2 separate regions of the Mus musculus genome follow, and region 2 is linked to region 1. The links are chromatin loops, found by intact Hi-C in ENCODE. Cell type or tissue: gastrocnemius. All regions are shown on one strand.

What was found. Hi-C counts contacts between places; a loop is a spot of excess contacts. Peaks named below come from ENCODE experiments on the same cell type or tissue, not always from the same donor. Only the 100,000 strongest peaks of a DNase experiment are listed, where the experiment ranks them.
Region 2: a loop joins it to region 1, with 9 times the contacts of the local background. A loop is called at or near these places in 18 of 42 quality-filtered maps.

What each region holds. Positions count from the first base shown.
Region 1 is chr7:3,326,633-3,334,632 of GRCm38, forward strand. Prkcg (protein kinase C, gamma) reads left to right here. Exons shown (of 18, transcript NM_011102.4): 15 at 784-864; 16 at 2,403-2,510; 17 at 3,196-3,336; 18 at 3,514-4,467. The coding sequence ends at 3,702. Cacng7 (calcium channel, voltage-dependent, gamma subunit 7) reads left to right here and starts at 6,193. Exons shown (of 6, transcript NM_133189.5): 1 at 6,193-6,404. In gastrocnemius, a CTCF peak has its summit at 3,721; DNase peaks (open chromatin) are centred at 3,290, 3,717, 4,237, 5,071 and 4 more places; H3K4me3 peaks cover 2,938 bases; H3K27ac peaks cover 1,822 bases.
Region 2 is chr7:3,447,399-3,455,398 of GRCm38, forward strand. It overlaps Gm35037 (a long non-coding RNA gene), which reads left to right and starts at 4,912. Exons shown (of 4, transcript XR_881797.1): 1 at 4,912-5,069; 2 at 5,240-5,290. In gastrocnemius, CTCF peaks have their summits at 1,560 (motif pointing left) and 6,618; a DNase peak (open chromatin) is centred at 1,543; H3K4me3 peaks cover 396 bases.

The sequences.
Region 1 (8,000 bases):
TAATTAATTTAATAATATTTTAATACACAAAATAATAATTATTTTGTGTATTCATGGGCACACATGTCATAGCATATATGTGGAGATGAGAGAAAAACTTTGTGGGGCTAATTTAATTTCTCTCTGCGTTTGTGTGTGTGTACATGTAACAGCTTGCATATTGAGGTCAAAGAACAACTTTAGGGAGATTTTTCTCCCCACTATGTGAGTTATAGGAATTGAATTCCAGTCATCAGGTTTTGTGTGTCAAGGGGCTCTTTACCTGCTCCCATCTTGCAAGTTCTTACGTGGAATTTATATGTTGACAGTTAAGGAAGTTTGTAAATATATACATTGTTTCCTGGATTTTCCAAAGGGTGAAGCTCTTCCTAAAAAAATAGTCAGAGTGGAAAGTTCTTGAAGTGGGTCAGAATCCAGAGAGAGAGGCCGTAGGAACCCTGTAGTCTTTTTTTTTTTTTTTTTTTTTGGTTTGTTTTTTTCAAGACAGGGTTTCTCTGTGTAGCCCTGGCTGTCCTGGAAGTCACTCTGTAGACCAGGCTGGCTTCAAACTCAGAAGTCCCCCTGCCTCTGCCTCCCAATAGCTGGGATTAAAGGTGTGCGCCACCACGCTCGGCTGGAACCCTGCAATCTCAGAGAGCAAACATCTGTATTCCTAGCACTAGGGAGGTGGAGGCAGGCGAGCTCAGGGTCATCCCCCACACATAGTTCAAAGCCAGCCTGAACTACATGCGACCCTGTCTCCACAAAAAAAGTTACACTCTCTGCTTTCTCTTCCTCTTTTAGATCATTGCCTATCAGCCCTACGGGAAGTCTGTCGACTGGTGGTCTTTTGGGGTCCTGCTGTATGAGATGTTGGCAGGACAGGTAAGGCAAAGTATGCACTGTTAGCTCAACTAATGGCTATGTAGAGTTGGGTGTCCCTTTTTATGTGGCATTATTCTAGTAGGAACAGGATGGAAAGGTAGTCAGTCCAGTCTAAGAAAACATGTTTGGCCAACCCCTCTGTCAGTCAACAGGTTCTCCAGGGCAGGAGTGAGGATTAAAAAGAAAAAACATAATTAGACAACATTGTAGCATGACCCCAGTCAGTTCTGAGGTTGAGGCAGTTTAATTTTTCCCAGTCTGCTTTTATACCATTTTAATTACATGCAAGTATTATTAAGGGTGGGCAGTACAATGAGGAACAAGCAAGACAATAAACACAGATAGTCAAGGTGCAAGGAATACAAAGTCACATGGTCACTCCTGTGATCACTGTTTCCGTGGGCTTATCAGGATGATCAAGATATCTGAGCCTACTTCCCCATCTTAGCCCAAAGTCATATTCTTGCCTGAAGCCTACTTCTTTTGTTCCACCCTAAGATTAAGGTTCCTGCCTGAACTTCTTTGTCATGCCCTTGATGTCAGATTCTTGACTGGGCCCATTTCCGACCTCAGCCAAAGTCAGATTCGTGTTGAGCAGCCCTCAAAGGCTCTCAAAGGCTCTCCACATGCACTGATCTGCCAGGAAGCTGGTGTGTGTGTGTGTGTGTGTGTGTGTGTGTGTGTGTGTGTGTGTTTAACATGGTGCTGTCCATGGTCCTGAAGCATTGTTTTAACTACCATGGTTTGGTTTTTGTTTACTTTTCCTTGTGAATCTCTTTAGCAGCCTGAACCATATCAAAGGCTACAATAGTGTGAAAGCCGTAGTATGCACATGGAACGTTGTTTTAAAATGAGATAACTGTATGTGGTATCCACCGCCTGTACCTCCAGCACTTCACTTAAGAGGCAGACATAAGAGGATCAGGAGTTCAGGGTCATCTTTGGCAGTCATAGCCTAGGCTACATAAGACCCTGTCTTAAAATAGACAAACAAGCAAACAAACAAAACCTTCACATTGTGTTGCCTTTCCTAATCACAGAAGTCTCAGCCCCTTATTCAGTGAGGATAATCATTTCCAGTCTTTCCTGCACCCCCTCCCCCATTAGATGACATATTGCCAGATTTACATAGCAGAAAAAGAGAGCCAGACAGTAGAGTGATGCACAGAACTAGGGCATGTATGATGAGGAATTAGAGATGAAAATGGAATCGTTGCCGGGCAGTGGTGGCCAACGCCTTTAATCCCAGTACTTGGGAGGCAGAGGCAGGCGGATTTCTGAGTTCAAGGCCAGCCTGGTCTACAGAGTGAGTTCCAGGACAGCCAGGGCTACACAGAGAAATCCTGTCTCGAAAAAACAAAAACAAAACAAAACAAAAATGGAATCGTTTTCTTGCTTTTATCCAAGGCGGTTGGCCATAGGGGAGAGGTGGGGATGCGTTATCAGGATGCTTTTGTGTGAAGTGGATGTTGGTGGATGCACATTTGGGAAAGGCTGCCTCTCAAGCCTCTGACTTAGTTCTGCCTCCTTCTTAAAAGCCACCCTTTGATGGGGAAGATGAGGAAGAGTTGTTTCAAGCCATCATGGAACAAACTGTCACCTATCCCAAGTCACTTTCCCGGGAAGCTGTGGCCATCTGCAAAGGGGTAAGAACTCCAACTCCCAGCTTTTTCAGACCCACCACCCATATACCTCGGTGGCCATCTTTTTCAGAAAAAGGCTCCTGTCACTCAAACCTTCCTACAGCCATCTTCTGTAAAAGTCGTTTTGAACAATATTTTGCTACCTCGCTGTCATCCCAGACCAAGAGCGGCCTCTGCCTCACCCTGACCCACAGCAGGAAATGTTGAAAGGGCAAGGCCTGTCTCTCTAGAGCTGGATGGGTCAGATTACCCCTAATCCCCATGACATATTCTTCATGGGTCTTGCTGAGTCATCCAAACTGTGAGCCTCAGTTTCTTCTCCCTGGTTGATGCAGAAGAAAGTGCATGGCCCATAGGAGATCTTCAGTTCTCCCCATCTCTTCCTCCCCTCTTCCTCCTTTTTTGGATTTTTCCTATGTCTCTATTTCCCCCTCTCTGACTCTTTTACCACCACACTTGATTTTTAAAAGCATTTTAAATTTAATTTTTAGCCTATTGATTTGTGTGTGCGCACACACATATACATCAGAACACAGATGTGGAGTTCAAAGGACAATGTTAAGGAGTAATTTTTCCCCTTCCAACGTGTGGGTCCTAGGGATCGAACTCAGATCATCTATTAGACATGGTGACAAGTGCCTTTACTCGCTGAGCTATCTGACAGGTCCTCTCTGTGTGCTTTCCACAGTTCCTGACCAAGCACCCAGGAAAACGCCTGGGCTCAGGGCCAGATGGGGAACCCACCATCCGGGCTCATGGCTTTTTCCGTTGGATCGATTGGGAGAGGTTGGAGAGACTGGAAATTGCACCTCCTTTCAGACCACGTCCGGTCAGTTGCCCTCCCAAACTCCTGTCCCTGGAAGTTGGGGCTCCCGAGCTTCAAAACTTGTATGTGGAGGTGGGGGGCCCTTCTGCAGAGATGCTCCTAAAGGGACGAACAGAGACCACGGGGATGTGCATAGATTTTGATTATCAGGGCTTAATTTTCCTTTCGTTCGTATCATAGTGTGGCCGCAGTGGCGAAAACTTTGACAAGTTCTTCACGCGGGCAGCGCCAGCACTGACCCCGCCAGACCGCTTGGTTCTAGCCAGCATCGACCAAGCTGATTTCCAGGGCTTTACTTATGTGAACCCGGACTTCGTGCACCCAGATGCCCGCAGCCCCACAAGCCCTGTGCCCGTGCCTGTCATGTAATCTCATCTGCTGCCGCTAGGTGTCCCCAGTGCTCCCTCCGCCAAGCCGGCTGTAACACCCATCTACCCTCTCTAGTCCGAATTCTAGGTCTCTTAACCCACCTAGCCTTCTGGCCTCTTTCACGCACCCCAACGAGTTCTAGACGCTGTTTCCCAGCATTGCTGGCATTTTAAACTCAAAGAGTCTCTAGAGCCTTTCTGTGTTCTAGATTCCGTTGTGCTGAGCCCTGATTTTCCCCACCCCCAACATCTGGATACTGTTCCAACTCTTCCCAGAAACCCCACTTGGTAGTTTATGCCTTCTCTCTCCCTAGACCATTCTGGGGAAAATAGTCTCATGAGATTGCCTGCTCCAGACTAAGACTCCAGATCTGCTCCCCGCATCCTTCAAGGCTCCTCCTACCTCCACTTCAGTTGTAGAGTTAAGTGGGAGTCTGGGCTCAGCGTTCCAGACCACCTCCCTTCCACGCTCTGGGGATTCCTGGCATGCACCAAGAATTCTTTCCCCCTACTTTTCTCAGTCAGCTTTTGTTCTAGACTTGTTCCAGAATCCCTCAATGCTCACCTGCCCCGTGCATGGCTCCAGCCTTGGTCGGAATCACACACACACACACACACACACACACACACACACACACACACACAGCCCTTGTCCTCCGCAGTGCCTGCAACTTTCTGGGACTTTCTCATTCCCCACCCCCTTCCTTTATCCTCTCCCACCCAGACACAGCTGCTGGAGAATAAATTTGGGATGCTGATGCTAAAATGTTTGGATGTTTTCTTGTAAAGCTTAGGGGGCGAAGTGGGTGCGGAGGTGGGCTGGCTGTACATAGAAACAAACATGGGGGGTGGTGGAGAGAAAATGCACAGACCTGTAAAATAAAAAGAGAAGACAACTTTTGCATGAGAGCGCCATGCAAACCGTTTTTTCTGAGAAGACCGATGTGACCACATTGGTAACATACTCAATGAATAACCCTTGACCAGTGTGTCAGCAAGTGATCGACCCTCCACCCAGTTACCACACACTCATATTCACCCAGAGCAAAGTGCAGATACAGACAACATACACCAGAATCTAGAGAAGTCCTGGTAAGAAATATGAAAAGCTAGCCTACTGTGGGGAGACAGACTTGTTCAGAAGGACCCCATGTTACAGAAGGTGAGAGAACCAGAACCTGGAAGCTTGGGAACCAGTTAGCAAGGCAGAAGACAGGCAGAAACGTCCTCCCGGCCTCTTTCTCCCCTGACCCACTTTGCAAGTACGTGTGGAGGAGAGCAGGGAGTGAAGGGGACCAATCAAGATAAGACTACGTTTCCCAGCAGACATCGCAGAAGACCCTGCCCCCCTCCCCAGGTGCTGTCCTCTGGCCGCCAGGGCTGATGGGGAATGTAGTCTCTGGATCGGGCAAGCCAGCAGAATGGTGCCCCTGTCAGTGTGTTTGGAGGGGACAGAACCTCAAAAGCTTAGCAGGTTCCTTTGAAGGCCTGGCATCTCTCCTCCGGATCTTCGAGTCTCACTCCAACTGGAGGCTGAGGTTACCCCTTTCTCTGGTATCACCTCTCCTGTACTCTTATCACGTTCCTGAAAGCCCCAGTCCAAGTTTCGACCCTCGGCGGGCAGCCTGCCCCTTTAAGAGTGGCCCCGCTGACATCACGGCGGGGGGGGGGGGTGCTGGCCCCGCTCCCAGCTCCGCGGCGGCTGCAGGACCCGGCTCTGCTCTGCGCCTGCCCGCCAGCTGCTCTAGGGACCCGGCCCGGGACGCCCCTTCCCGCCTTCTTCAGCTGCCCAGACCCCCAGGCTCCGCCCCTTGCCTGGCTACAGCCCCAGTCCTCGTCAGGGGGATATCCCATCCTGGCTTGCCCCTGCTGTCTCTCCTCAGAAAGTCAGTCTCTCTCTCTCTCTCTCTCTCTCTCTCTCTCTCTCTCTCTCTCTCGTCTATTTCTCTCTATTTTTCTATTTCCCCATCCCATCTCCTACAAGCTTAAGGTCCCTGGATTTCAGTTTCCTTTGGTCCAAGGCCTCTGAGCTCTCCTTGCCTGGATTTTGGGGCTCTCTGACCTCTCTACTCCCAGGGCCTCAAAATCTCTGAGCCGCTGGAGTGGTGGGGGTGGGGACACCTGAAACTACTCCATCTCTGTCTCCTCTTTTCTGTCTGTCTTTTCTAGTCTCAGGACGCGTGAGTTCCAGAAAATATTTCTCTCTCTCTCTCTTCTCTCTTCTCTCTCTCTCTTCTCTCTTCTCTCTTCTCTCTTCTCTCTTCTCTCTTCTCTCTTTTCTCTTCTCTCGCTCTCTCGCTCTCGCTCTCGCTCTTGCTCTCTCTCTCCTTCTTGGGCTCTCTGCCTCTGTTTCTATTCTCTCTCCCTCCCTGCCTGCCTCCCTGCCTTCCCCCCATCCTGAAGGCTCATCTCATTCCCTCGCTGCATCCTTCTCCCTCCCTTCCCGCCCCTCCCCTCCTCCGCATTAGCCAATGAGCGGCCGCTGGTCCCTGCTCCCGGCTGCGTCCGCTGAGTGAGGCCGCGGGCGAGGGGGGTGGGGGGTGGGAGGCCCGGAGGGGGCCGGGACGCCGGGCTCGGGGGCGGGGGCGGGGGGCGCGGGCACCGGAGACCCCGGTGGCGGCAGCGGCGGCCGGGGAAAACCGCGGGGCCGGTCATGCGGCTGCGGGGCCCGCGGCCCGGAGCGTCCGCCCAGCCCTGAGAGAGGTAAGAGCGAGGGGAGGGTCCGGTGAGGCAAGGGGGCTCCGAGCTAGACCACTCTCAGCCGGAATTGGGGCTCGGGGGAGGTTAGAGGGGCTCCAGGTATGGGATCCTGAGGATTTCAATGTTGAATTTGGGAAGGTTTTGGCGGATAGAGGAACATTTGGGCCTGGTGGATCCCGGAGGACCTGGGGTCCGAGGGTCCGAGAGTAAGAAAACAAACTCGGTGTTTGAGAGTTAAGAGACCGTCGCCACTGGGTAGGCTCTAGGCGGGGTCTTTGAGGAAGCGGATCACGACGAAGGAGGAGGGCCCAGGCCGGTAAGAGCAAGCCGTGAGTCTGGGAAAGGGTCCTAAATAAAGCGGAGAGTTACGGACTCCAAGGATATCGAAGGGAGATGGAGTTTGGACTTGGGCTTTGAGGAATGGCACTTGAGCCATTCAGATATCCAGATCGCGGAAACGCTGGCGTAAAGGATCAATCAGAAGGAGATTCCAGGCCTGGTGATGGTGGAGGTGGGGGTGTCCCAGAGGTGGAATGGCAGCAGAATAAAGAGCTGTGTGGGTCAGGTAGAAAGAAGATGAACTGGACGTGAGAAGGAATGGGATTAATGTAAGAAGTGAGGGGAATTGGAAAGGTCCAGCTCCCCAACTGCTAGTCTAGTAGGAGGAGCAGACCCGAAGGCTGAGGTCAGCTCCCCAGACCAAGACAGTCCGGTGATTGGGTAGATAATGCTTGTATGAGCTGAGTACTGAAAGCAGAGCAGGCAGCTGGCGGTCAAGCCCCAGAGCCACTTGAAGGGGGATGGGAAGAAAAGCTAGACAGCTCTGTTAAATCTAGATCTTTGGGTCCTCCACGAGGCTGGGGCTGAAAGTGAGGGGTTCTGGACCTAAGAACCCCAGGATGTAAGTGGTGACTCTGATTCTATGGTCTTTATTGGGATGGAGTAGAATCCAAAAGCTTACAGAATTCTGATGGAGCCAAGTAGAGTCTCATGTCTTAATTGCATATTGGGAAAATGTTTGGGGGAGGTGTCTCAAACTTTGTAATGAAAAAGATGGTGGGTGGGAGCTGGAGAGATAGTTTAGTTAAGAACACTTGCTGCTCTTCCAGAAGACTCGAGTTTGTTTCACAGCACCTGTCAGGTGATTCACAATTGTCTCTCAACACTAGCTCCAGAGGCCCCATCACCTCTGGCTTCTTCCAATGTATCCATCACCTCTAGACTCGGGTACATTCTCTTGAACATACCCCACATGTAGACACACACACCTACCCAGAGTTTGTTTTTTAAGGGGATGGGTATATCTCTGGTCATAGAGGACTCTGGCTGAGAGTAGCTTGGGGATACTCAGGTGAGTCCTGAGTGCACATTATTGCATTTTGTGTCAAGGAGAGATTTCTTGTAGGGGCGTGGTAGTGTAAGAATTATAGATAAAGAATTTGGAGGCTGTTGAGATGGCTTGGTTGGTAAAGGTGGTTGCTTCTGAGCCTGATGGATGACCCCAGATCCCTGGGACCCACATAGTCAGAAGAAAGTACCAACTCTCGAAAGTATCTCCACATGAGTGCCATGGAGACCACACACATGCACACACACATA
Region 2 (8,000 bases), 120 kb after region 1:
TTTTCATGCTCATCAGCTTGATTTAGTCATTCCTAAAATGTCAAGTATTTCAAAATGTCACTCTATGCACCACACAGTTTTTATTTGTCAATTAAAAATCAGCTGACTAAAGTTGGGTTTGGAGTGTGCACCTGTAATCCCATCACTGGGGAGCAGAGGAAAGAGGATTGCATGGGGCCAGCCTGGTCTACATAGTGAGTTCTGGGCCAGAGCTACATAGCCCACTGTCTCAAAATAGATAGATTGATAGATGGGAATAGATAGATAATAGAATGATAGATGATAGAGATATGATAGAAGATAGATGATAAATATAGGACAGGTACAGATGGATAGGAATAGGGATAGATTAGATAGAAAAATAGATGATAGATATATAGATAAATGGTAGATATATATAGATGATAGATGATTGATATAGATGATAGAAAGATAGATGGATAGATTAGATAAATAGATAATAGATAGATGGATAGAAAGATGAATAGATTAGATAGATAGAAGATAGATAAATAGATGATAGATGGATAATAGTTGTTAGATGATAGATGATAGCTAGATAGATGATAGACAGATGATAGATAGATGGATGGATGACAGTTAAATAATCATTTCTATATTGTATATATCTATAATCACAGCCCTTGGAAGGTAGAGGTAGAAGACCTGAACTTCAAGGTTGGGCAAGCAAGGTGGCTCAGCCAGTTAGCTCTCCATGACCCACATGGCAGGAGAAAACCAACCCCTGCAAGTTATCCTCTGACTTCCACACGTGTACACGGTAGATGCCTTCAGCCCCCATTAAATAAAATTTAATAAAAATTCAAAATAAAAGAAGTTCAAGGTCTTGGCTACATGATTAGTTCAAGGCTAGCCTGGGCTACAAAAAAATTCTGCCAAAGAAAGAAAGGAAAAGGAAAGGAAGAAATAAGAAAAGAAAGATGAATATTGCAAAATCAGTAATGCTTTAAAAAAATCAATTTAATATTGTTGTCCCAAAACAAAGACAGGATGGTAGCAGGTGCCTTTGCCAGCTGAGCCACCTTGCCGGCCTGATCTTGACTTCCTGAGCCTTCTGCCTCTACCTCCCATGTGCAGGAATTACAGGTATACATTATTACACACAATTTTTAATTTAAAATTTGTTAACTTTTTTTTTTAACCACAATGAGTTTGGGGTCTCCCTTTGTAGCTACACCTCATTTCCCAAAAGATAAGACAAGACTATCTTGTCTTATCACAGAACACAAGAGTGGCGCGGAGCAAGAACCTCACAATATCCCTTTCCAGTGAGGCTAAAGGACTCCATGTTTCCTGATCTTTCTTGGCTTGGGGACAAGGCTTGGCGGGAAGGAGTGCCGGGGGTGGGGGTGGGGGGAGAGAATGAATTGGTGTGGAGAGATGCAAAGCCGAGCTGCATTTCCCAAGGAAAGATTATGTGTTTTTAATACTATCTTTAAGGCCCCTTGTAGCTAGGTTGTCTGAAAAGACAACTACTGACTCTGGGACCCCTCTTTTGCTGGAAACGATCGTTGGCGCCACCTAGTGGCAGGATAGGCGGCGACCCAGACATTCAGCAGGCGCTCCGGAGTGGAATAATGGCTATCACCACTTCCAGCCCTTCTAATTGAGCCTGCTGTTTCTTTTTGATGCAGAGTCTTTCTTCTGGTTATTTATGGACATATGCACAATCACCTCTCCCCAACAACTATCCTGTATATCAATACAGATTCCATGAGTCAGCGATTTGGACAGACGTCACGGTGGATGGCATCTGTTTCAAAGTGTTCAGAGCCTCAGAAGCTGGAGTTATTTATCGGAGAATCATCTGGCCTTCACTCATTGGTGCTGGGCTGGGCTGGGCTGATTCCCAGGCTGAGCACACTCGTGCTAAACAGGTACTCTACCACATTGGCCTACATTACTAGTCTTAACACACACACACACACACACACACACACACACAGAATAACACTTGCTGTTCTTACAAAGGACCCAGGTACAGTTTCCAGCACACACATGACAGTTCATAACCACCTGTTACTCCAGTTCCAAGGGAACTGACATCTGCTTTTGGCTTCTGCGAGTACCACACTCACTGTTGCACTTACATGCACTCAGACTACATGCTCTCCATAAAATAAAAATAAACGTCCTCTTAAAAACTGTATTTTAATGCCAGGCAGTCGTGACACACAGCTTTGATCCCAGCACTTCGGAGGCAGAGGCAAGCAGATCGTTGTGAGTTCAAAGCCACCCTGGTCTAAAAAGCTAGTTTCAGCACAGCCAAGGCTACAAGAAGAAACCCTGTCTGGAGAGAGAGGGGGTGGGTATAAGAAACTGGGCTCACCCTAGCCTGTTCTAACACAGCCCTCCCTCTTCTCTCTGTCTGTGTGTGTGATAGTGGAATATATATACACATATATATTCCACTAAGTTTGAGGGATACCCCACCCCCGCACAGTGGGGTTCTATTTCTGACCTCAGGGCAGGCATAAACCACACCCAAACCCCTGTTTTCAGAGAGGTTCTTTATTAAGCAGGGAAGAAAAGCTAAAGGGGCTGCTTCCTGACTCAGAAAAACAGCACCAAATGACCTTGCAGGTGTGTGTGTGTGAGTGTGTGTGAGTGTGTGTGTGTGAGTGTGTGTGCTGTGTGTGTGTGTTAGTGTGTGTGAGTGAGTGTGTGTGTGTGTGATGTGTGTGTGTGAGAGTGTGTGTGTGTGAGTGTGTGTGTGTGTGTGTGTGTGTGTGTGTGTGTGTGCTGTGTTGCAACAGGCTAGGTTGAGGTGGTGTATTTTGACCAAAGGGGGCTTGTGATTGCTTGGACTTCAATACTTTGATAGCTAGACCTTGGTAGTCAGCCTCAGGAGGAGGAAGTAGCCAAAAAAGGGAATAGACTTTTGGGGGCTAGCTTTAAGAATACCATCCAATGGTTTCTAACAAGGCAGAGGGAATGGGCAGAGAGAAGAGCAAAGCCTGTCAGAGCCATGCTCACCACACTTGAGCTAGCCAGAGTCCCTTCAAAGTCCTGGGTGTTTTTAAAAAATTGTGTGTGCATGTGTGTCTGTTAAAGTTTGAGCATTTGAGTGCAGGCAGCATCCTCAGATGGTGGGAGCTCTCAGGTGGGATCTCCTAGTGAACTCCCTCATATGGGTGGTGGGTACTGAACTCAGTCCTCTCTAAGAGGAGCACTCATGGGTAAACACTCTGACATTTCTCCATCACCCTACCCCACCCTACCTCACCCCACCCCAGGCTGGTCTTAAACTTATAATCCTCCTGCTTCCTCCTCCCAAGTGCTCAGGTTACAGATGTGCACTCGCATGCCCGAGTACTGCTAAGTGATTCTCAAGGGTACAATATGGTGTTGTTGTTATCATAACCGCAGCCACTATGTTGTACAGTGAAATATAATTCAGCTTTTAAAAAGAAGGAAACCCTGTCACTTCGACAACACAGATGCTCCCTGGATGGTGTTGTGTTATGGGAAATGAAGCAGGCACAGAAAAAGAAACACCACATGATGTCACCCAAATGTAAAACCTAAAAAAGTCAAACTCATGGTAGCAGAGAGTAGAATGGAGATTCCAAGAAGCTGGGGGCAGGGGTTGAGAGCTGGGCAGAGCAAAGTCTTGAGTTTGGCATTTAGGGGACACTGAGACGGGTCATCTTTTTGATTAAGAAGTTTATTAAATATTTAACCCCATGGGCAGATATATGGCAGAATTTGAGGGTGGTGCTGGTGGTGGTGGTGTGGTGGCCTCTGAGGAGACGCTGGACTCAAGAGGCAGAGTTCAGGGTATTGCTTCTTACAGATTTCAGAGAAGCCTGGAGAAAAGCTTTTTCTCTGAATCACCAGCAGGCAACAGGGGTGTAGGTGGAAAGGAGCCACCAGTTGCCCCTTTGATGTCTGGGGAGCATAGCGCAGACTTGCAGGCTCTCGGAGGTTTGTGAGTCACTTCGGAAGAGAGGGAAAGGCTGCTGGTGGTGTGATGACTTGGCTAACAGGCAAGTGCTGGTCAAAATGCTAGGTCAGGGTGACAATGGGGCACTGACTGCATACTCTGTAGTATAAGAATACACTCACACAGAAGCGGGAAGGGGAGGGGGAGAGGAAGACAGAGGAGAGCTGAAGTTTACAGTTTGCCTTCCCCGGGGGTGGGGGGTTTCTCTTAATCTCTAATAACATTGTCCATAAGCTTCCATTTGTGTCCATTCTTAGATCCATTTTTCACAGTTGTTAGCATTTCTTCTGGACCCCACCCAACAGTTACCTAGCAACAGCCAGGTAGGAGCCTGGCTTGCTAGAAAAGGTCTATTTGGCCTCCCTCTGCCTTTCTCTGGCCTCTCTCTCTCTCTCTCTCTGTCTGTCTGTCTCTACACCCCACGCCCACCCCCCCCCACCCTGAGTCCTCTTTCCCCCACTTTCTCCACCTGTTCTGGGCTGGCTTCTTCCCTTCTTTCTCTCTCTTTCTGTCCCTCTCTGTCCCCTTTCTTTCCCACATCCCCCTTCTCATGTCCTGCTAAGACACCTCTCCTGTCGCCTCATCACACATTACATTACAAAACTATCAGTAGTGTACTCCCCATTTCGGTCCTGTCGTGGTGGCCCCCAACCTCACCTCACCCCTGTCCTGAAATGTGGTCTGTAGATCAGACCGGCCTTGAACTCACAGATAGGCCTGCCTCTGCCTCTCAAGAACTGGGATTAAAAGTACACACCACTATTGCCCAGCTTCTTAAATTCTTTTATTAATGTGACAAAGAGTCCCATGAAGGATCCCTGGTTTCCTCTCTGTTTGTTTGCTCTGAGTTAACCTTCAATCTAGATGCCACCCAAAGCCTCAGGACCTTGATGTTTGTGACACGCCCCCCTCCCCCCAGGCGAGGATAAGGGGACGAGCTCTAAGTCCACACATCTCAGAGACAAGACTGGCCACTTGACCAGAGGGGCAAGAGGAAACTTTGGAAGAACTGGCTGCCTTTGTTTCCCCTCCCTGTAAAAGCTGCTAGTTAAAGATGGCACGAAAGGCAGATCTTTAAGGCGATAAGCCACTATCTTGTCAGGTGGCTCAGCTCTCTGAATAAAATGCACCTTAGTGATACAGTTTCTGGTTTTGTGTATATACTGGGCTGATTACAAAAAAAAAAAAAAAAAAAAAAAAAAAGGAAAATTCTAGGGAGAGGGAGAAATAAACACAAGCGATCAATTGACTGCTGTTTTTACGATATCACAGAGCTCCTGAGTCAATCCACACTGAGATGACCACATTCTGGCCTTCAGTCAGGTAAGGGGATAAACACCTCTCATTTTAATGACTTTAAATGTATGCATCTAGAATAAGCTGGGGTGTATGTGTTTACATATGCACAGGGGGTCTAGAGACTATCTTTAGGAACTGTCCACCTTGTTTGTTTGTCTGTCTATTTAAAAAACAATATTGACATTTATTAAATGGGGATTTTACACAGATTTAAGCCCAGCAGTAAGTTGAAAGAGGTTCTCAGAGAAAGAGTAAGACACACGGAAGAGCTGAGTATGACTTAAGCCTCGCAGGACTTGGGGTATGAAACCTTTCAATTGTTTCTGTTCTGCCTTTTTCCAGTGTCTGTGAGATCACATCACAGTTCTCAACGTGTGATGGCTTCACAAGTTTAGGTGGCTGGCCAGGTATAGCCTCGCACTTCCTTGGTTTCGGTTTGTTTGCAGTGTTCACAGGCCAGATCACAACAACAAATGGTTTGTTTGCCTGTGTTCCTTAGTAGAATTTAAAAAGCGAATCTGTAAAGGATTTAGCAGAAAGATCTAGCTGGTCCCCAATGAAGCAGCACCTCACCATTAAAAATCAAAGGCCAGGCGCTTGAGTGAGCTGCGAAAGGAGGGCAGGCCAGCGGGAGGTGAGCTTTTCAGGCAGCAGAAGTGTGAAGATAGAAAAACCCAAACCGGTGAGCAGTTCACTGGCCTCATCATCCAGCTAAGGGCACAGGGGATTTCCTTACCGAGCTGACCCAAGTGGACTGGGAATTTTATGGTTTTGGAAATAAACCCTTGTAAAGTTCCGTTAGATGATATGACAGGGGATGCTATGACGGTCTCGTCTGGTCTCCTGGGGCCTGGTGAAGGAAACCAGTAGCCCACTAAAGCCTCTGGTAAAATGAGCTTAATTAGTAGTGGACGCTTTCTCTGACACTAGTGGCGCTATCAGAGAGGTTGAGGCAGGAAGAGAAGGGGGAGGGGGAAACAAACAGGAAGGAGAGGAGGAAGAGGAGGAGGAGGAGGAGGAGGAAAGGGGAAGGCTCTAACTCAGCATACACAAAGCCAGTACCACATAAACTGAGTGTAACAGCACGCCTGAAATTTCATCGCTCAAGAAATGGAGGAACCAGGAGGATTAGAAGTTCAAAAATAACCTCAACTCCATAAAGAGTTTGAGGCCAGCTTACTGAGATGGGGTGTGGGGGGGGGGGAGGGGAATGGACACAGAACGGGGGGGGGGGAAGAGAGAGAGAGAGAGAGAGAGAGAGGAACCCTGTTTTTTTTTTTTTTAATATATAAGTTTTGCACGAGCGCTACCTGGAGGCGTGTAGTGGGACTGCAGAGAGAACCTAGAAATATACAAAAGGACCCCTTGAGGGTTCAGGTGTCCTTAGGTGACTGACGGAGGAGATGCATTCCCAGTACAGTAGTTGCAGATGAGAGGCCTGCATGCTTGTGAGAGAGCAGGGGAGGATTAGGAGGTCCAGGTGGGGATAAAGAAATAGCTGAATGTTCTAACTCTGCAGCTGCAGGCAGCCTGCCAAAGCGTTTCAATTACCGAGCTGACACGATTGCTGCTTCTTCTTGCATCTGGCTAATATAAAAAAGTGACTGGAAGTCTTTCCGACCTAAGATGCCTATGAAGGTCATTAGACACACCTTCTATGGTGCTCAAGGTCACAGGCAAAGATTTAGGTCAAGTTTGCTGGGCATGGTGGTCCACGCTTTTAATCTCAGCACTCGGGAGGCAGAAGCACACAGACCTCTGTGAGTTTGAGGCCAGCCTGCTCTACATAGAGAGTTCCAGAACACAAACTCAAAACCAACCAGACAGAAGATTTGTACCCAAGGGAATGGATGATGGGGGAAATTGATAGATGGATGATGGGGGAAATTGATAGAATGATCACACCCATTTCTTTATTAACTTAAAAAGGTGTGTGTGTGTGTGTGTGTGTGTGTGTGTGTATGTGTGTGTACAGAGGCCAGAAGAGCTGTCAGATCCCATGAAGCGGGAATTACAGGCCACTGTGAACCTCCTAATGTTGGTGCTGGAAACCAAGCCCAGGCCTTCTGCAATGACAGGCTAACAGTGTCAGATATGGGCCCCATCTCATGGAGTGGGCCTTAAATATAGTTTTTAAAAAGTGGTTGGCTACTCCCATAAGCTTTATGTCATGGCTGCACCAGTATGTCTTACAGGCCGGTAACCACTGCAGGATGAAAGGTTTGTAGCTGTGAGGGACTGATGTGAAAGATCTTGGAACACTCAGGCCTAAACGGGATGTCTTCATGAAATCCCTCCTTCAAGGCTCAGGAACCTATTTGGAAGAAGGGGAGGGAAGACTGCAAAAGCCAGAGGTGCTGGATAACTCTAACACAGTGTCTTCCAGACAGAGGGGGAAAAAAACCCTGACACACATAAGGACTTTCAGAGACCTTGACAGCATACATAAGACCTGCTGCACAGGCTCAAGCCAGACAACATCCCAGCACTGAAAGAGGAAAGTGGATGAGAAGTCATGTTTTATCTTTTTTATTTAGTTTCAAGACAGGGTTTCATTATGTAGCCCTGGCTGGCCTGGAGCTTCCTATAGACCAGGCTAGCCTCAGATTCAGAGTCCTACCTACCTCTGCCTCCTGAATCCTAAAATTAAAGGTAACAGCACCCAGCCAGCCACGGATGTTTGACTGTGTTTATAGTACCAGATATGAATTCCCTCCTGTAAGGCAGGCCTCAA